2 separate regions of the Homo sapiens genome follow, and region 2 is linked to region 1. Evidence: chromatin loops called from intact Hi-C (ENCODE). Cell type or tissue: endothelial cell of umbilical vein. All regions are shown on one strand. Each heading gives the region's core, and the rest is flanking DNA. Links, peaks and the distances in the headings are about the cores only.

Evidence for each region. A loop is a pair of places that touch in the nucleus more often than their neighbours do. Peaks named below come from ENCODE experiments on the same cell type or tissue, not always from the same donor. Only the 100,000 strongest peaks of a DNase experiment are listed, where the experiment ranks them.
Region 2: a loop joins it to region 1, with 5 times the contacts of the local background. A loop is called at or near these places in 9 of 110 quality-filtered maps.

Annotation. Positions count from the first base shown.
Region 1 is chr9:70,581,574-70,591,843 of GRCh38, reverse strand. TRPM3 (transient receptor potential cation channel subfamily M member 3) reads left to right here. Exons shown (of 26, transcript NM_001366145.2): 22 at 639-813. Among named protein-coding and RNA genes, the nearest start is that of KLF9, 170 kb to the right of the region's middle. In endothelial cell of umbilical vein, for the core only: no CTCF peak of the experiment used is centred there; DNase peaks (open chromatin) are centred at 1,323, 2,063, 4,513 and 5,103; H3K27ac peaks cover 2,896 bases.
Region 2 is chr9:70,528,741-70,539,010 of GRCh38, reverse strand. TRPM3 (transient receptor potential cation channel subfamily M member 3) reads left to right here. Exons shown (of 26, transcript NM_001366145.2): 26 at 1,606-9,951. The coding sequence ends at 3,058. All of the region lies in intron 3 of KLF9-DT (KLF9 divergent transcript), which reads right to left. Among named protein-coding and RNA genes, the nearest start is that of KLF9, 120 kb to the right of the region's middle. In endothelial cell of umbilical vein, for the core only: no CTCF peak of the experiment used is centred there; DNase peaks (open chromatin) are centred at 4,740 and 6,040; H3K27ac peaks cover 2,405 bases.

The DNA of each region.
Region 1 (10,270 bases), core at 814-8,813:
TCTCTGAGAGACTGGTTGGTGGTAGAATACTATGCAGTGGGGTGGGGCCACAAGAATAAGAATATAATGGATATTTGGTTTATCCTAGCTTCGTTTATAGGCAGTTTTTGTTGTTGTTGTTTTGTTTTGTTTTTGAGCTTTCCAATTTTTCATTAGCCTTTCAGAACTTAGAAAGGAGGTTTACAGCATTGCAGTCGCTCTTGGAATAGTTCAACTCTCCCAATTCCAGTTTCTCTAAGAAGAAAGAGACCCAAAGAGGACACTTGCCTCCCCCAGGAGCAGAGAAAAAGTTAGCACCTGATTCACACAGAGGCCTAAGCTTCCATTTATATGACTCCTATGCCTAGCCTATGTGGGACCTATGCTCGGTCCCACAGACAGCAATGAAAAACGAAGAGGCTTCATCTGTGTGTGCACTTTTTGAAATGTTTTTTGAGTCACTGATAGAATTCTGTGGACACTGGCTTCAACAGACCAAGCATCTTCTTATCTGGACACAACTCCCTGTCTAAACATCCCTTCCCAGCAGTCTAGAAAGTGGACCTCCTCCAAAGGTTCCCATCATTGTCAGCAATTATAAGAACACTCAATCATATGGGTTTTCTCTTGTTTCTCCCTCTGCTTCCCCACCCTTCCAGATGATAGACATGATGTACTTTGTCATCATTATGCTGGTGGTTCTGATGAGCTTTGGGGTCGCCAGGCAAGCCATCCTTTTTCCCAATGAGGAGCCATCATGGAAACTGGCCAAGAACATCTTCTACATGCCCTATTGGATGATTTATGGGGAAGTGTTTGCGGACCAGATAGACCGTAAGCAAGTTTATGATTCTCATACACCAAAGTCAGGTATTTAAATTCAATTCGGTTATGTCTTTTCCAAGTTCATTTGTTTGTTCTCAATAAATGGCTCAAGATAGAGGACTGATTCCTAGCTTGCTATCTTGGAGGAAACAAAAATTACAGAAGGTGAATACACAATTTTAGCAAAGTAGTTCTTGGGTATTTCTTTAGGTATGTCATGTTCTGTGACACGAATCGACATCTGGTATACCAAATTTGATCAAACAATGAACCACTTAGAAAGATCTAAATTACTTTATGATTCAAACTCCCAGGGCCATGTGTTGAATATTTCAGTATCAGGAATATTTTATGTCACTACCTCCCTACCTCTACCCCAGCCTTTAGAAAATAAATTTCTTGAGTTGGACTTCAGAACAAATAAACAATGCTCGATTTCACCATCAGAATTCAAGAGTAAGGGCAAACATCTGCATGGTATTTTTCTTGCACTGGAAACTATTCTCCAACTCCCTTTCCCACTGTCTTAAATTATGTGCTATTGAGACTCATAGGAAGCTGGTATTCATTGCCTGGAAGTATGGAAAATGCCTTAGGTCATAAACTGAGTTGCTTGCTATAAATGCCAAAAAGAAAATAGTATCTATATTATGAAACGATTCAGTGTGGGGAGTGAATGCCAGCAAGCCCCCAAGGTTTCATGCCCTAATAGATGCCGATTCTCTGTAATAAACACTCCTTTTGTATGGAGTTTGAAGATAGTTGTATCCTAGGAGTCTGTTCCAGGATTTTACTGGGACCAAATGTCAGGACACACCAGGCATTGGGAAATTTTTTGGGAAGAAAGCATCATTAAAGAAACATCTTTCAGTGTGGAGGAGTTGAATCCCAGGAGCAATGATTTCTCATTTCCCCTGAGGAGTTTAGTTCTGGAAATAACATCCCTCCAACATTGTTGAATTAACATTTTTCAGACATTTTTTTGCTGACAGGCCAGCCGTCTGAGCCCTGGACTGTGGACATGGATTAGGGTTGCATAACCAGGTAGTATAGCTTATTAAGAGCAGGAGCAGAGACTAGTTAGCATCCCCACTCCCACTGCCCATCCCCGGTAGGACTGAGACCAGGAAAATAGGGACAAGGCAGCAAAGAGTGTGAGTCCTCCAGGCCTGTGAAGAGGATGTGTACGTTGGCAACAGAACACACCGGTACGTCATTTATTCTTCCACGATGGATTTTGAACAAACACACTTTCCTTCTCAAAATGCGTTATCTAAGGCAATCAAGACTTTTTGGAACACCTAATTGGAACAAATACTTGTTTCATGAGACTTAGCCAACTCACTGAGGAAGAATTTTAACTCCATCTCCTGGTTGTAATATCTTTGGCTGACAATGTGCAGCCTTCACCAAGACAGCTTGCCAGGGACTGGGGAAAATCCTTTTGAGAGCCTGCTTTCAAACAGTCCCTAAAGGCAAAACAACACTTTTTAAAAACCCACCTATGACCATTTTCCTCAGAGATTAAATGTGCTATTTCCCCCCAAGAAATTGTTTTTCCACTTAGTTACATTATTTTGCCTTTTTTAGTTTTCCTTTCTGCTCCAAAATGAGATTAAGCCCCCAGGGAAGTTTTGACAATGCCACATTTTGGGATGGGAGAAGGAGGGAGGTGTAGGTGTGTTTTATAAATGGGATTCTGTCTGTCCCTCTACAAGTGGCCATTTATTGATGTTGTACTATGAACCCAGCCTAGTGCAACAAACACCACCATCTGGCTGAATAAGAGGATTTATTATTGTTATTTTAAAAGAAGGGCTGATTGTAGTTTAGAACTTGAAAACCCCCTGGAGACAGAGAAGATGTGTTCTGTGTGAGTGAAACATGAAAATAGATTTCCCACACTGTTAATTAGATCTGTGGAGCTCTACGTGTGTGAGAATAAATTTCGACTCCAAACCTCAATGTATAACTGACCCAGCCTTGGATAGATGCAGCCTTCGTGATGCCCTTCCCCAACCACTTACCTTCCTTTTCGATGTTCTGAAAGAGCTACAATGGTAGCCACTGTTCTAAGCTAAATCAGCCAGTTTTCTGTCTAGTGCTAGTGAGTATTTGTCCTTTCTCAAATGGATATAGAAGGCTGCCCCCAAAATCTGTCATGACATTTGGCCAAGGTCATTGAACATTCCTGTCCTCCAAATGATTTAATATTCATGTTATGGCCCTGGATGGGCCCAGTGGGGATTGGGTGACTGCCCTAGCTGGTCATTCAGAACTGCTCTGGAGTCCCAAGTACCAAGCTATTTGAGAAAGGTACAAATCTTTTATGCTGCCCTACGACGTCTTGCCTCTTTTCTGTGTCGTGCCCAGGTTGGTTTGTGAAGCATGTTTTCAGGCTGATCGGATCTCATATCCGCCTGGACCCACAGCCCTTCCCAGGGTCTCCAGTCCCATCCTGTGGGTGTACCCCGTGCGGGCCTTCTGAAATGCTGCTCATTCAAACACACCTTCGCAGAGTGACTCATTTCTAACGGAATGCGTGTGCTCCATAGCTAACTCTTTTTTTTTTTTTACTTCAGAATTGCTAAGCCCATTTCATGTTTGGGAAAATACTCTTTCTTAATTGGGTTGGACGTATATGGATGTACAATAGGGCCCTTGGGGTGGGTTTTTAACATCAATCATACACCTCAGAAGAGAGGGCGGCTTTGATGCCCTCACTTCTGGGAGGCAATGTTACCTTGCTACAGATCTTTGATATGCCTTCCACCTTTTCTTCTGTTATTTGTTCTAAACACAGAGATCAAAGATCGATAAGATCAATAAAGCCTAAGATACTGGAATGAAACTTCTAAGGTTACTTTCCAAATGTGCTTAAAACTAAACCCAAAGGAAAGAAAATGGAGTCGCTGTAAAGTCACAACATAATTTAGGTGCTTTTCACCTCTAAGCCATGTTGAACTAAACACAAATGATAGTTCAGCCTTAATCTAAGTTCTCTGTGGAGACTGAAATGTTTGTTTTGTTTGGAAGCAGAGGAGAGTGAGAGAATGTGATTGGAAGCAGAAGATAAGGAACCTGGGGAAGGGACAGTGACTGTCCGCTCTACCCGGAAACTTTGCCTACCACCTTGATTTAATTCGTGGGAATGCAACTTGCTGTTGTTGTGTGGTTGGTTCCTTTTTGGTTTGTCTGGTTTCTTTCAAATAGCCCAAAATTGTCTTCACGTGTTTGCTATATAGAATCCTAGCTCTCCAAGAACCAATCTAAGGGCTACCATGAAACAACTTAGGCCCTGGGTTGTTAAATGCATGGCTACCAAATGATGACACCCTTTTGGGTAGTCTCATCAGTGTGACCCATGTGGCATGGCCTCTGAGAGCTGGTCAGGATCCCACTGGAGCTTGAGGAGAAAAGCCACTTAGAAAAGAGGAGCAGCAGAATTCATTTCCACCCCAGCAGCATTTCATGCCAAGGCCGGAGCAAAGCTAAAATTAGATGGACTCTTGCCAGCTTAGAAATCTGGTTCTGCATTCTGGTGTGTGAGGTGCCTAGAAGTGCACCTTTGTTGGCAGGGAAAACGGGGTGTCTCTGGCTTTCTCCAGCCCCTGAATGAATGCGACTTTCATTTATTTACAGGGCATCCATGTGCTGCTGGCTGTATATTCAGATTCCCCAGGCTGTACCAGGGCAGGAGGAAAATGAATCATGCTCTTGAATGCATTAAGTAAGGGTCTAAATTTAGTCCTCCTTTCTGCTTCTCTGAGTATTTTTACAAGTTTAGATAGTAATGTGAAAGCAGAATGTCCAAAACTTACTTTCTACCATGACAACTTAATATTATCTAGCCCTTTCCATTCACTCCAAATTAGCTATCCAATCTACTTAATGCCTGGGTTACTTTTTTTTCTTACTGCCTAGGGCTTTTCCATCTAAAATTAATAGGTAGTCTGGGGTAGGAAGGTTTTTGTTTTGTTTTTGCTTTATTTATGTATGTATATATTTAGTACAAAGGTTTGCTATAAAAAAAAAAAATCCTTGCTCCTTTGTGTCCATGTTGTCTCTGTGATGTTGACTGAATTTAAAGTGTTGTTTTTGTCATGTGTGTGCATGTAAAGCCAAAACACATTCCTGAATTATTTTTCTGCCTCAAATTAATTGTTCCTCACTTCCCATGTGGAAATCAGAACATCTCAAGGAGCCAGTCTCTAAAATACGCCTGCTTATGGTGAAGTTTAGAGCAGCATGAACGAAGATGACTATTGTTATGCATTGCAATCATGAAACTCCAGTTCTCAAGACTCAGGGCTGTGCATCTGTTTAGTATTCTGAACTGACCTTCTCTAATGGATTCAGAGCACACTAATGCCTAACAGCTATAGCGTGGGGAGTGTTGCTTGACCAAAAAAGTATTTTGGAAAAGGAAAACTTGAGCCAGTGCCAACTTTTGGGAAAGGGTTTTGTTTTGTTGGGTTTTGTTTTCACAAATTGCTAAGGAAGCAAGCCAATATGAGGCACCATCCTCATTTTCTGTCCCTGAAAGCCAGCTCACGTTATAGAGAATACCCACCTGACTTGTTTACTAATACAAACTGAGGCTTAATGGATTTACAAATAACAGAGCTATCTGCAGACAGGACTTTGTGATGATTCCGGACGCTGTTTTGATCAACACTTGTTCTATTGTCATAACATTTAATTAGCATTTTCTCACAGGTTGGACTCCACTTTGAATTCTTTCTTCAGTCAATGAATATTTATTTTGTTTGTACTGTGAGCTGGGAACCAGAGCACAGAGATACATGTGACGGAGGCTTTGTCTTCAAGGAGCTTACAGTCCAGGAAAGGCAAGCTGCCATTGACGATACATGTGTAGAGATGGAGCCAAAGAAGGTAGCCAGTTCTACCTGGGGTGGGAGATGAGACCTTGCAGAGAAAGGGAGGGTTGAGCTGAGCCGCTCGATATGAGCTGATGTTTCAGGAAGATGAGAGCAGGAGGTGTAAGGAGAGAAGAATGGCCTTCCAAACTGCGAATTAGTATGAAAAGTTCCAGGAGCAGTGGATATTTAGTATGGCTGATGGTAGAGTAAGAGGCAAGAGATAGGAAGTAGGACGGAAGGGTCTGAGGAGACAGACGGGGTACAGATCCTGGAGGACTTACACTCCATGCTCAGAATAGTACCATGATCAAGATGTATGTTTTAATCAGAGCTCCCAAGCAAAAATGTGGAAAGTCCATAAGAGGGGTAGAGGTGGGAAGTGAGAGGTGAGAGGAAATTTCTAATGCAGCAGCAGCTGGAATGGAGGAAACAGGCAGGATGAGATTTTAGGAAGGTACAATCAAAAGAACCTGGAAAGAAATCAGATGGTGCAGAGGGTGATAGTGGGAAAAGTGGATGGGGATTTAAAACAGAGGAGCTGGAGATTACGCCAAGGTTTCTGGCTTAGTCTAAAGGGTGATGTCATTCACTGAGATAGAGAATCTGGGACAAGGAACTATGGGGGTATGGGGACTTTTTCTGTCAGGATTGAATTGAGTTTGAGGTTTCTATGGGAATTCCAGGAAAACCATGAAGAAGGCTATTTTGCACATAGAACTCTGGAGCTTAGTAGAAGCTGGACAGGAGATAGAGATTTAGGGATCAACCACCGTGATGGTTAATGCCATGATGGGTGAGCTTACCAGCGGGCACAAGTAGAAAGAGAAGAGAAGGCCAGAGAGGAATACTGAGTGGTCAACGGTGTCAAATGCAAGAGAAAAGTCCAACTGGGTGAATATTTATAGACGTCCATTCAGTTAGTCCTTCAGGAAGTCACTGGTGACTTTTGCCAGGACATTTTTATTTCAGTGCAAGCGCAAAAACCAATTGCAGTGATGTAAGAGTAAATCAGCAACAGGACAAAGCATTTACTAGGCAAGAGGGAGAGAAATGCTGTATATGTATCAGCGGGGCAGGAGGGGCAGAGAAAGCACAATGCAGTAGAGCTCTGAGAAGAGTGATGTCTTATAATCACCACTAGGAAAGTGGCAGATGTCACTGACTTGGTACATATCACAGGATTGCTCTGGGCCACCTATTTGCATAGATAAGTTGTGTGTTTCCCCAGTCATGACTCTGCACCCCAGATATAGTACAGGAAAGACAAATGGCTGGATTAATCCAAGATTGAGGCTTTGCTGTGCCCACATGGCAGAGAGGGAACAGGGACTAGGGTTATTAAAGATGTTTGCAAGGGTTTTTGAAGTTATACATTGTGAGGTGTAAGATGAAGGGAAAAGAAAGGTATAAAGTTGGTGAAAACCCCAGAGGAAAAAGGAATAATCAAAGGACTAGGTTTCTAGCCTGAGAAGCAATTACATTGACTAAAGGTCCTGAAGGCCGTGATTATACGATGTTGTGGTCAGGCAATAGTAAATTGGTGTTCAGAATTAAGAGGTGAAGCAGTTTAGAATAATGATAAGGTCCAGGGGTAGCTATGAGGATGGGTTCTAGAACATGCTGGAGTTGAGGTCAAGTATCTTGAAGCTAGATTCTTCTGTGTTTATCAATACAGATATTGAAGTTGTTCACAATAATGACAGGAGAAGGTGTGAATGGGAAGACTTTGATCAGGATGACCTGAAACTCAAAAAAGAAAGGGTTTTTTGCACAAGAGTGAAAAACAGTGGTTTGGAAAAGGCAAAGAATATCAATAAAAATGCAGACATTGCCTCGGAACCACAATGTAGAAAAATGTGCAACTTCTACTTGAAAAGGTAACAGAGAGGTGGTGTCTTCCTGCAAGATGGATTTTAATTAAGGCAAGAAAATGGGGAAGTGGACTCATAAAAATATGAGAAAGAAGGCCAGGCACAGTGGCTCATGCATTTCGGGAGGCTGAGGCAGGAGGATCATTTCAGATCAGGAGTTCAAAACTCCAGTGACACATTATTGCGCCACTGCACTCTAGCCTGGGCAACAGAGCAAGACCCTGTCTCAAAAAAAAGGTACAAGAAAGCAGAGGAGTTTGTATTCAGTGATAATTGGGTTCTGGAAGACTCAGGGGAAAAGGAGAAAAAGGGAACAGCGATGAGAGTTCAGGGGCAGAAAGCCTAGCATCATATGAAGACAATAGCCCAGGGGAAGGTGGGTGGCTGGAGGAGCTTGCATTGTAGGAATAGGAGATGATAGAAAGAAGTACGGTGAGAGTAACTTAGCCAGAGTTTTAAGACAGCTAAAGACTGGAACTCTAGTAGTATAAGAGATCAGATGAAGCTAATGATACCTAGCCCTAAAAGGATAGAACTGGAGACTTTGTGTAATAGAGAAGAGTAACTAGATCCTGAAGAGGAACCTCCCCAAATGGCTAGAGGATTCTCCATCTCAAAGGAGGCTCTCCTTTTGAAATTGGCAATGGCTTGTGATGCTAGAGAAGCATCATTCATCACCTTCCACAAAGGTGAACTCTTGATATAACCTTGGAATATTCCACTTTTCTTTAACCTTTTCCAGACTTGCTAATACCTTGCCTATAATTAAATTTAGCGCTTGTTCCATCTTGACCATTTTCAGCCTCTGTTGTAATTCTGCCTTTAACAGAGCACTTTTGTTTCACCCTATGTTTGCATGACTTCAAAGACCATGCTTTTTCTACTCTATCATGACTATAAGTCATAGGTAACCTGGCCACTCCCAGTGGAACTCCAGAAACACCATGTAGCCTGAGCCCGCAAAGCATGCGCAAGCTATGAAGTGTAGCGTTCACTCTCATACACTCTCACGTGTATGTGCAGACTCACATTTCTTTTTTCTCTCCTCCAGCCCTGCTTCTGCCAAGACATTTTTATCTATTCCCCAAATCCTCCCTTCTGTTGCCCCTTCTGAAAACACTCTAAGGTCCCTGAGAGCTTGTACATTTGGACCACAAAAGCAGCCAGAGAAACTCAAGGGCTATTTCTGGATTCTGTGCTGCAACCTTCCGTTCCCTGGGGTGGGGGGTACCAAGCCAGTACCTGCTTGAAATATAGGAAGAGAAGTGAGTACTTCTACATACTATTCCACCACACTAATTTAACCATCTTGTAAGTAAAAACAGGATACCCAAAATAAAAATAAACACATAGGTTCCACGCATCCTAGACATAACCCACATGTTTCAAAGAAAGATTATATATGAAGTAATTGTAACCTGGTGTCATCATAAATCATCTCACAGTGTGGCCACAGGGATCTCTTAGACTCCCAGAATGGTGGTAAGTCTGGAAATTCTTCAGAATAGCCCTGTACAGTAGAATCTACTGTGATGGGTGATGGTACTCATCTAGATCTATATTGTCCAATACCATAGCTGCTCGTCACATATGGCTACTGAGTGCTTGAAATGTGGCTAGTATAAATAATAAACTAAATTTTTAATTTTTTTCTTTTTAATTAACTGAGATTTTAATTTAAATAGCTGCATGTTGCTAGTGGCCACTGAATTAGATAGCACTGTTCTAGAATATAAAAATCCTTTAGAATGCCAGCTCTGTGAGAGCAGGGACCCACATCTTTCTTGTTCACTGCAGTATCTCCAATACCTCAAACTATGTCTCACACAATGTAGGTGCTCAGAAAATAGTTGATGCATGAATTAAACTCCTTGAAGCAGAGGATAGAGAGTGATGTTGTTATCTGCTTTAAACAATCAATCAAGCAAACAAAAAGATTTCAGGGACTACATATAAAGAAACTAGAAAAGCTGAAGTGTCAGAAATGTCAGTCAAGATGATGAAAAGAAGCTATGTTTGTTATAAAGGAATTTAAAATGTGGATTAAATTAAATGTAGTGATCATGGATTCATGACACACACACACACACACACACACACACACGCACAGGGTGGAGGCGGGGAGGAGTGAGAAAGGAAAGTGGACTCAAAGGGGATTCTAGAGTTAAGTTCCTGAAAGTAGCTAGCTAACTTTGTTTTCAAGAAGAAAATTCCAGCTGCATTCAAGAAATATCTATTGAAAAAGTCATGATTGTAGTATATGTGCAGAGATTAGGCAGCTATAAGGAAGGGAGGGAGAAAAAGAGGGAGAGAAGGAAGGAAGAAAGGAAGGAGAAGACAAGGAAAAAAGGGAGGGAAGGAGGGAAGGAATGAAGAAGGGAGGGAAGGAGGAAGGGAGGGAGGGAGACTGGCCCACCTGCTGGCCCTTGATTGTTGAGGGCAGCAGAGGAAGGAAGAGAGAGCTGTGTGAGCCCAGCAGCAGGACCAGTTGAGGCCCATGCAGACAGCCCCACCAGCTCTGAGCCTCACCATGCCGGCGGTGGTTGCCATGCATCCTGTAACTATGGCCTTTCCAAAGGCTCAGTGTTCTGACCAAACACAGCAAGGCAGATGGTTGATTTCCACTCAAAGCAGAGCAGAGTACACCCCTTCTGAATAACGTGGCAAGATTTTAATTGATCTGTATTAACAGCAACCAACAAATAGACTGAT
Region 2 (10,270 bases), core at 1,351-9,350, 53 kb after region 1:
CATTTAAATTCACCAAAAGGTTTGTCTTTGGACATTTAAAAGTGAAAGTTTGAGCTCAAATTGTAACTTGGCTTTGGTTTGTCCTTTCCAAGTTAATTTGAGCAAGTGAAAAATAAGGTATGATTTTATTTTTAATATGTGGCCTCTGTCTTAAATGGCCAGGCAGACTGAGTGACAATTGAAATCAAGTTCGTAAATGTCATTGACCCATTTGTTGACACCTGGCAGGTATTAGGTTGGCCACATAGAAATGAAAACAGGAATATGAGACAAACCATGCCCCTAAGAATTTCCAGGGTTCACACCTGTGATCCCAGCACTTTGGGAGGCTGAGGCACGAGAAGCACTTGAGCCCAGGAGTTCAAGACAAGCCTGGGCAACACAGCAAGCCCCTGTCTCTACAAAAAATTTAAAAAACAGCTAGCATGGTAGCATCCACCTATAGTCCCAGCTACTAGAGAGGCTGAGCCAGGAGGATCGCTTGAGTCTGGGAGGTTGAGGCTGCAGTGAGCCATGATCACACCATTGCACTTCAGCCTAAGTAACAGAGTGAGACCTTGTCTCAAACAAACTAACAAAAGGCAGGGCATGGTGGCTTACGCCTGTAATCCCAGCACTTTGGGAGGCCAAGGCAGGAGGATCACTTGAGCCCAGGAGTTTGAGACCAGCCTGGGCAACAAAGTGAGACCCCCCCCATCTCTAAAAAAGTTAATTTAATTTAATTTTAAAAAGAAAAGAATTTCCAATGGGAGGATAGAGAGTTCTAGCAATAACTGTAATATAAGGCATCTGTGATCAGCTAACCAGAGAGGGAGAGACAGAGAGAGGAGTAGAAGAATTGACTTATTGACAGATACTCCAATGTTTACAACAAATTGCTTTATGCAATCTTGGTTAAATTCTTAATTTTTGCTTTTCCTTTATGAATGAAGGGATTGGATTAGATTAGATCAATCCTGGATGCCTCAGTAACTGGGCCATATTAATTCCTTTGGAGACACAACATTCTAAAAAGATTATCATGAATAACAAAAATTATTGTATAAATGCAAAATAAAAATAACCCCCATCCATGGAATACTCATTTTACATGTGTATTGCAATAAAAATAGCTAGATTCTAAAATTTCATTGCAAAATTCTGGGTAAAATCCTCAAAATGCAACATTCTCATTTTGTGGGGGACCCTGAGAAGCCAACAACTGGATGCTTAGTCAGGTCATTGCACCCTGCCCCAAGCCACAGCTAGGCCATGGTGGACTTGGCCCCACTCTACTTCAATAAGAACTGTTCCATTTTAGTGCCTTTTTATCAGGACTGTGCATTCCATTTCATTGAGGGAAAAGGGGATTGATAGCTAAAACAATAAAAAATCATTGGATTAGATAATCTCTAAAGCCTCTTCTAGCTCAAAAAGATTTGAATTCTGTGATTCTTTCACAGCATCAATGTCATTCTCTCCTCCCCAACCCCTCTCAACACCTGTAACCTGTCTTCCATTGAAGGTACCAAGGTCAGGCACAGCTGTGATCCCTTTATCCTTGCTCTCTAAAGCCCCAGCAGAGGAACCAGGCCGAGTGACTCTCATTCTCTCTTCCTCGCGCAGGGTGGAGAACATGTCTATGCGGCTGGAGGAAGTCAACGAGAGAGAGCACTCCATGAAGGCTTCACTCCAGACCGTGGACATCCGGCTGGCGCAGCTGGAAGACCTTATCGGGCGCATGGCCACGGCCCTGGAGCGCCTGACAGGTCTGGAGCGGGCCGAGTCCAACAAAATCCGCTCGAGGACCTCGTCAGACTGCACGGACGCCGCCTACATTGTCCGTCAGAGCAGCTTCAACAGCCAGGAAGGGAACACCTTCAAGCTCCAAGAGAGTATAGACCCTGCAGGTGAGGAGACCATGTCCCCAACTTCTCCAACCTTAATGCCCCGTATGCGAAGCCATTCTTTCTATTCGGTCAATATGAAAGACAAAGGTGGTATAGAAAAGTTGGAAAGTATTTTTAAAGAAAGGTCCCTGAGCCTACACCGGGCTACTAGTTCCCACTCTGTAGCAAAAGAACCCAAAGCTCCTGCAGCCCCTGCCAACACCTTGGCCATTGTTCCTGATTCCAGAAGACCATCATCGTGTATAGACATCTATGTCTCTGCTATGGATGAGCTCCACTGTGATATAGACCCTCTGGACAATTCCGTGAACATCCTTGGGCTGGGCGAGCCAAGCTTTTCAACTCCAGTACCTTCCACAGCCCCTTCAAGTAGTGCCTATGCAACACTTGCACCCACAGACAGACCTCCAAGCCGGAGCATTGATTTTGAGGACATCACCTCCATGGACACTAGATCTTTTTCTTCAGACTACACCCACCTCCCAGAATGCCAAAACCCCTGGGACTCAGAGCCTCCGATGTACCACACCATTGAGCGTTCCAAAAGTAGCCGCTACCTAGCCACCACACCCTTTCTTCTAGAAGAGGCTCCCATTGTGAAATCTCATAGCTTTATGTTTTCCCCCTCAAGGAGCTATTATGCCAACTTTGGGGTGCCTGTAAAAACAGCAGAATACACAAGTATTACAGACTGTATTGACACAAGGTGTGTCAATGCCCCTCAAGCAATTGCGGACAGAGCTGCCTTCCCTGGAGGTCTTGGAGACAAAGTGGAGGACTTAACTTGCTGCCATCCAGAGCGAGAAGCAGAACTGAGTCACCCCAGCTCTGACAGTGAGGAGAATGAGGCCAAAGGCCGCAGAGCCACCATTGCAATATCCTCCCAGGAGGGTGATAACTCAGAGAGAACCCTGTCCAACAACATCACTGTTCCCAAGATAGAGCGCGCCAACAGCTACTCGGCAGAGGAGCCAAGTGCGCCATATGCACACACCAGGAAGAGCTTCTCCATCAGTGACAAACTCGACAGGCAGCGGAACACAGCAAGCCTGCGAAATCCCTTCCAGAGAAGCAAGTCCTCCAAGCCGGAGGGCCGAGGGGACAGCCTGTCCATGAGGAGACTGTCCAGAACATCGGCTTTCCAAAGCTTTGAAAGCAAGCACAACTAAACCTTCTTAATATCCGCCACAGAAGGCTCAAGAATCCAGCCCTAAAATTCTCTCCAACTCCAGTTTTTCCCCTTTCCTTGAATCATACCTGCTTTATTCTTAGCTGAGCAAAACAAGCAATGCTTTGGGAGGTGTTAACTCAAAGGTGACTTCTGGGCCACAGATCAAGAAAGCATTTGATCTGACCCAGTGCCAGACACAGGGGATTTAAGGCATGTTCACACTTGCTGGGCAGGGAGGGGGAAGAGAGGGAGAAGGAAGGGTTAGAGATGAATGTGTATCCGCAGTCACAGCAGAAAGCCATGAGAGCAGGGGAAACAAGGGGCTTCGAGCACGCTCCATGCCAGGAGGCATCTGTTGATTTCTGACCATTATCAAGAGTTGTAGGATGCAGGGCTAAATTGCAAAATAAAATAAAATAGCCAGCGTACACAATGAGATATTCTAAACTTCCATTCTGTTTTCTTTTCACATTGGCTCCATCACTGGTGACTGATGAAGAGCATCCTCTTTATTCAGTATAAGCCGGCAGCAAGCAGTTCTACCTAACGTCCCACATCCTTCTCATGCCAACACTTCTGTAATTGATCATTATAAAGAAAAAACAAGGTAACAGTCATAGTTCACCTGTCTCTTATCTATTCACTTCTGGTGCCACAACTGTTTATCCTTTTTTGAAGAAAATAAGGGAACAGAAATGCCTTTTTGTATTGCAATCGAAATGAAAGAAGAGTTGATGTTAAAAAAACAAAAGTCAAGTGATTTATTATATACAGTGGGCGTTCAAGTCTAGTCGAGCAAGCTCAGGAGAATGTAATTAAATAATTTTATATTTTTTAATTTATTTTGTATCTCACCTGTCATGGATGAATTCATTCACTGAATATGTAATATTGAACTTAAAAAAAAAAAAAAAAAAACAGTGGACAGAACTAGCCTGAAATTGCCATGTGGGATGTTCTGTTCTCACCGTTCATGTCGTGTGTTGTGCTGCTGTGTGACCGTCATCATTTGCATGGCTCCACCACGTCCTCCTGAACACCTCCAAGACGTAACTGCCAATTTTTCACACCACTCATCACATGACCATTTTGTATATGAATATATGGTTATATGTGGATATTTTCATACCTAGAGTTTTGCCATCTAATCTGAGCTCAGCATAAATTTAATTGGAGTTTTTCAAGGGCTGGTATCTTTTCTATGGAAATGTTCCAAAGTACTTTTTAAGGAAGTTTCAAAACTATAAATAACCTTAGATTTGACTGGGAGTTTGGTATCAACCCAAAGCCATCAGTTGCAAGCATACCATGAATATTTTTCTTATAGACAGAGCTATAAAAAAAGATACAGTAGACCAAAATAGAAAGCAAATAAACCATATAAAGAGTTCTATAGTATATGCCACTTATACACATGTATATGCATTTATGCAGAGACACATATTTATATATAAAATAAATGGACATAAAGAGCTTTCTTAAGAGGCTTGGACTTTTCTATCACCTTGAAGTATAATCAAGATTTTTTTTAATATACAAGAAGTTCCATTGAAAGAGTTCATTATACTATTAGACCAAATGTTGAAATTATGAATTTTTTAAATTCCTATGACTTTTCCTCATATCAAACTAGAGTTGTCAAAATGACTCACTGCTCGCCTTCTGCCCTTTTTTGTCTGAAATCACTCACTATCAGGACATCTCATTTAGTCTCGCTTTTCCTAAACAAAGTTTTTACACCACGTACAATCTGAATAGACACGCAACTTTAAACCAGCTAGTGTTACAGACTCTAAAGTAGAGGCATAATCTTCTAGATCAGAATCTGGATTGGAAGTGGGATAAAGAAATCTTGACCCCAAATCTTTGGATTCCTATTTGGCTCATTAACGTTTAAAAAAGAATAAAGCCTTTAAGGAAAACAATCTATTGTTCCTGGCCTGAGATACTACCTGGTTCTTTTGTTTAATTATAATTGAAAACACCAAGTTTTACTTTATTTTGTGAAATCAAGTAAATACATGGCCTTTAAATATAAGATAAAAAACAAAATAAAAACTCTTCTGAATAAGCATTTCAGGTATAAAAATTGTGATGAGGTCACATATGTAAAGAATTAAACAATTCCTTTTTCACTCCTTGGCATTTAGGTGAATTGCTAACAAACACCCAGACTCCCTTATTTACAGCTGTTCTAGAAACACTTAACATTTTATTGGGCCCCACGCTGGCTATTTCCCTCTCAGCAAACATGCACTGGGTCTGAGAATAAATCAGTCGTTCTTAAACTTCCTTGAGTCATGAATCCCTACGAGGCTCTACGATAACTCTAGGCTCTCTCTCCAGAAAGAAAAAAAAAATGTACATAATGCAAAGTTGCAATATAACTTGAAAGGGTTCATGAGCCCCTGGTTCTATATTGATTATGAGGGAAAGGAACCATGTTTGCTCGTAGTTAATGCAGTTGTAATAGGCACTTTACATTTGAGACCATCTCTCTGTGATTCTCAGGAAGGCCAAATCTCAGCACCAGAGTTTGAACAAAGATTTTGTTATTTTTGTTCTTTAAATTAGATGTTGCCAATTTAATGCACTTACATCCTAACATGTTGATGATTTTAAGTATCAAGCACAATCACAATGCTGAAGTCTCCCTGAAGGGTCTATAGAGGAATCCAAGAAGGAGGTGAAAACATTATTCATTGACATCAAACACCTCCAAGGCCTCATTCTGGGCCAGATTGGAAGTGAGGGAAAGAAATTTTCAGCTCAAGTGTTTCCATTCATCGTGATTTCAGAGAGAAAAGGATAGGAACTGGGAAACGAAATACTCAACAGTCCTGATCTTGCAATTACCTGATTCTTTTGTTGTGCATGAAAATTAAGTTCTAACGTCTGTGAAACGTGTGAAATATATAAGCCAAACTTAAATGACTGTAGACACAAACTGTGTAACTTCCATGAGCCATTTCCTTCCTGTGCACATGTATGTGTGTTATTTTTCAGTCCATTTCCTTCCATTTCTGGGTTCTCTGTGCAGCAATGTGGCATTGATTCTGTGGCCTTGTGCAGTCAGCTTATGCTCAGCCCATTGATTCCACCACATCCCTGATCGAGGGGACGTTAATTACCTGTCTTTGTGAATTAAGCAGTTTATGAGCAGCAAGTTACTGAGGACCGTAAATAAAGTCATAGAGAGCTCAAGGAAGTAATAGCTTCGGTTTAATCATCTGCTTCAAAGGTGCCAATTTTTACATACTACTATATGTAATGATTTGTTCTAAATTGCTTGTTCCTTTTGAAAAAAATTTAAGGATGTTTTATGAAAATGACCATGGAGGTCTCCTGCTTAACCAATATACTTTATATTTATAGTTAGAGGGCCCCTCCTTGATAGATTTGAATGAGGAGCTGGAAAGCTTGGGTACAATTTTCATGACTAGTTTGTATTATCTCTGCAAGCCAAAAGGTGTATTAGCAGTCAGAATACAGCACTTTACAGAACTGGATTTTTTAAATGTATAAGTTTCCAGGTCTAGGATATTATTTAGCACTTTGAAAGTTCCCCTTTTAAAATATATATATAAGAATAATCAAACGAGAAAAATGTACTCATAAAAACACAAAATGTGTTTCTTCTGAATGTTTCAAATGTATTCTAAAATATGGTTTCTATAGATAATATTATGGTAGATAACTGGATAGTACTTTTTTACTTTCTGAGTCTGTACAGTCTAATCTTCCTGAATGTTTGGGCTGTTTAATTTCTTTAAAGATGATAAATATTACCCGGTCATCCATCATGCTCTATCTATAGGCTATACCATTCATATGTTGGGCAATGCTGTATTATAAAACACATGTAAACATGTATGTAACCCATGTTTAACCCAGCGTAGTTGTAGCATGTGGTTGTATTAATGAACGTTACAGGAGAGCTTTATAATCATTTATAAATCTGTAACATTCAATAAAGAAACACATGTTGCAATGATTAATTATGTTCCCAATTCCATGTTATTTAGCATCTTTGTGAACCGGGCATTTTTGTTCCTGATCTGCTTGATGCTTTTCATGTTCCTTTGGACCACTGTAAAATATGTGTGTAAGCTGATGTATATCCTCTAATGAGTCCTGCGAGCTGTGGTAGGCAAGTTGTGATTTTGTGAAAGATGAACTGGCATGTTATGCAAAAGACTATATGACAAATGAACTTAAAATGATATTTTAAACTCCAGTTGAATTAGCTGTTTACATCTGCCAACCCCATGCAGAAGCAGTGTACAGTATTTTATAAATATGTTCATTTAGTAACACTATGTTGTTTCTAGATAAAGTGATACTAGTGTGTAGGTGGTTATATATTTGGCCTAGATATTGCATTATAACTCACTATCCTTGAACAATAACAATGTGACTGAAATGAAGTAATCTCTCTCCAAACCTGGTCTTAATTTTGTGTCAACAAAATGCATGCACTGCTTTATGCATTTCTTTTGACTTTTCTAAGGCACTTAACATTTTACTATTGCCTGCTGTGACGCTTAAGCCAGTTAAGAATTCACTCAAACAGTTGGGCTTCTTACTATGGGGATTATGTTCAGTTTTGAAAAATTAAAAACAAAAAAAAAGTAACCAAGGGATTTTTAAATCTTTTTTTTAAGCACTGAACAAATAATATGAAATAAAGTATTAACTGCAGGTTGTATAGCCATGGGACCCAGAGGTGGCAAGCCAACACCTCTTGGGTCTGCCAAGGTCTAGGTGTTGTGCATCTGTGATATATGCAAGACACATTTCTGATTCTTCAGAGCTACTGGGTGCAAATTGCTAAGCCGGAGATGAGAGCGAAAAGTCCATTTGTGATAGTGCAGAAGTGCGCAGATCGCTGTGAATGTGTGATCCAATGATATGACAAGAGACCTCCCTCCTTGTCTTGTGGCTTCTTCACCTTGGGGGTGGGAGGCGTGTGTTTGGGTGTCTGATGAAGCACTGGGTGGTTCTAAAGAGTTTACTCTTTTAGAAAATCATCATTACTAGAAGCCATTCAACATCTGTTAAAGAGAGGAGCCAATTTGCACAGTTTTGAAAATGACTGCTCCTAAAATGAGTAGACAAAACTTTCCTCTCAGCCTGCATTGACCTAAGCTTTCTCTTCTTTTTACAAGTTGGATATTCTGTCTCTCAGATTGGAGTCAACCAAAAGAAAGGCTGGTTCCAATTAAGGAAAAGCAATTTTTTTCTTTTAATTCCTCTCAGAAGGTAGTTGTGTTACCTTTTCTCTGATGATTTCCTTGCACTCATCACTGCTAATGAAAGCAACGTGACTGTTTCTACAGGTCATCTAAGAGAGGATTTTGGTGACCAGGTAATCCAGATGGCAATAAGAATGAGGTGAATTTTCCCTTCCTTACCTTACCTAGTCTACCAGCCTCCTTAAACCTGCAGGCCCTTGTGCGTTTGCACAATGTTTGTGTGCTGGAAACTGAAAAGACATGTGTATGGCTAGAAGTCCATAGGCTTTGTAAAGAGTGTCAGTGCCAATCAGGACCCATGCCTTCCTCTGGAGGAGACAGGTGGCTGAGGCCTATGGGGCAAAGGGGGAAATTCAGCCTTGTGCCTGGATGTGCGGCTTTCTTTCTCCCCTCTTCTTGCTTCTCTTCTCTTAGTCTAAGACTAGCTGCTTTTTCACCAGACCAACAGACCCTTGCCCACATTACCTTTATACCTTGTTGACCCTCGCACAGTAAGCTGAAACAGCGGCCGCTTGGAAAAAGGCAAACATTTAGACTTTGTCCCAGGCCTGATCTTCCCACCAACTTAGCCTCCTCCTGCCTCTACCCCGGCTGGTGTTCACATTGACCTCGTCCAATTTTTGCCTCTCTAAATCTCAAGAGTCCTACACATCTTCACCGCAGCTTCCCACACATCATTAAAACCAGCCATCTGCACATAGACTGAGAGGCTGCAAATTCAAACACATGGAGGGGCCGGATCCAGAAAACACAAATGTGTGAACTGGACTGGTGAAAGTCAACAGAAGTAGGGTTTGTAAGTAAGGCATGACAGAATACACATCCCACCACAAACACCTTCAAATTCAGCTTTCCAAACACTGTCCTAGCCAAACAAACATGTCTGCCAGCAGCATTCAGTCCCAAAGGCAATAGTTTGGGACCTCTGATTTAGAGCCAACAGGATCAGATTCTTGATAGTGACTTGGTGAGTGTACACACAAAATACACTGAGAACCGAGAGGGGGGAAAAGAAACTCGCCTTATTCAGAGTTACTCTTGTTCTGAATGATATATGCATGTATATTTGTTAGCCACATAATTCTAAACTTGAACACAGAGTCTTTGTGAGAGAGATTCAGAAGAAGAGTACCATAGCATGGTATGAAGACTTACCTGCTTCCTGTCACTACTGCGTCTGACCTGAGTTTATATTGCTGCTACCGCTGTGTAAAAACAGTACGTGCAGTATACTGTACTCATAGCCATTTCATAATATAGGACCTAGACTCTCATTTGTAAACGTTCTAACCCTAGTTTATAATGGGGGAAATTATTCAGATATCATTTTTAAATGAATTCCTACAAATACAATGGTTTTAAAATTGGGTTTGCTGAATATATATACATCTTTTCCTTCTTTGTGTATGGATGGACCACGGTATGCATATCTATCGACACTATAAATATATATAAATCCTTAGAAGAATTGTTCTTTTTTAAAGGTCTATTATTGGATTCACAATGCACTTTGAGTTTGATTGTTTAGATATACAATTCAGAGCAGAAGTTGGCAGATACCACGGGAAAAACTTTCTGAAATTTCTGTAACAAATGTTTTGCAATAAAAAAAAAAACTCAGTAGTTTAAAACATGACTTGGACTTCTTTGTGCACTTATTTGCTGCCATCTAATCTTCACCATCCTCATCCTAAGAACTTTTGGAGTAGAGATAATTGCCTAGGGCTCCACAAATTACTTGTTCCGGTGAGCAGAAGTTGCAAACTGGTAGCCTGTGGGTCATATCTAACCAGTAGGAAAAGGGTATTATTGGCCAGCAATTTTTTTTTTTAATTTGGAACATTTAAAAATTGAGCCTGGGCACAGTGGCTTACTCCTGTAATCCCTGCACTTTGGGAGTCCAGGGTGGGAAAATCCCTTGAGATAAGGAGTTCGAGACCAGCCTGGCCAACACG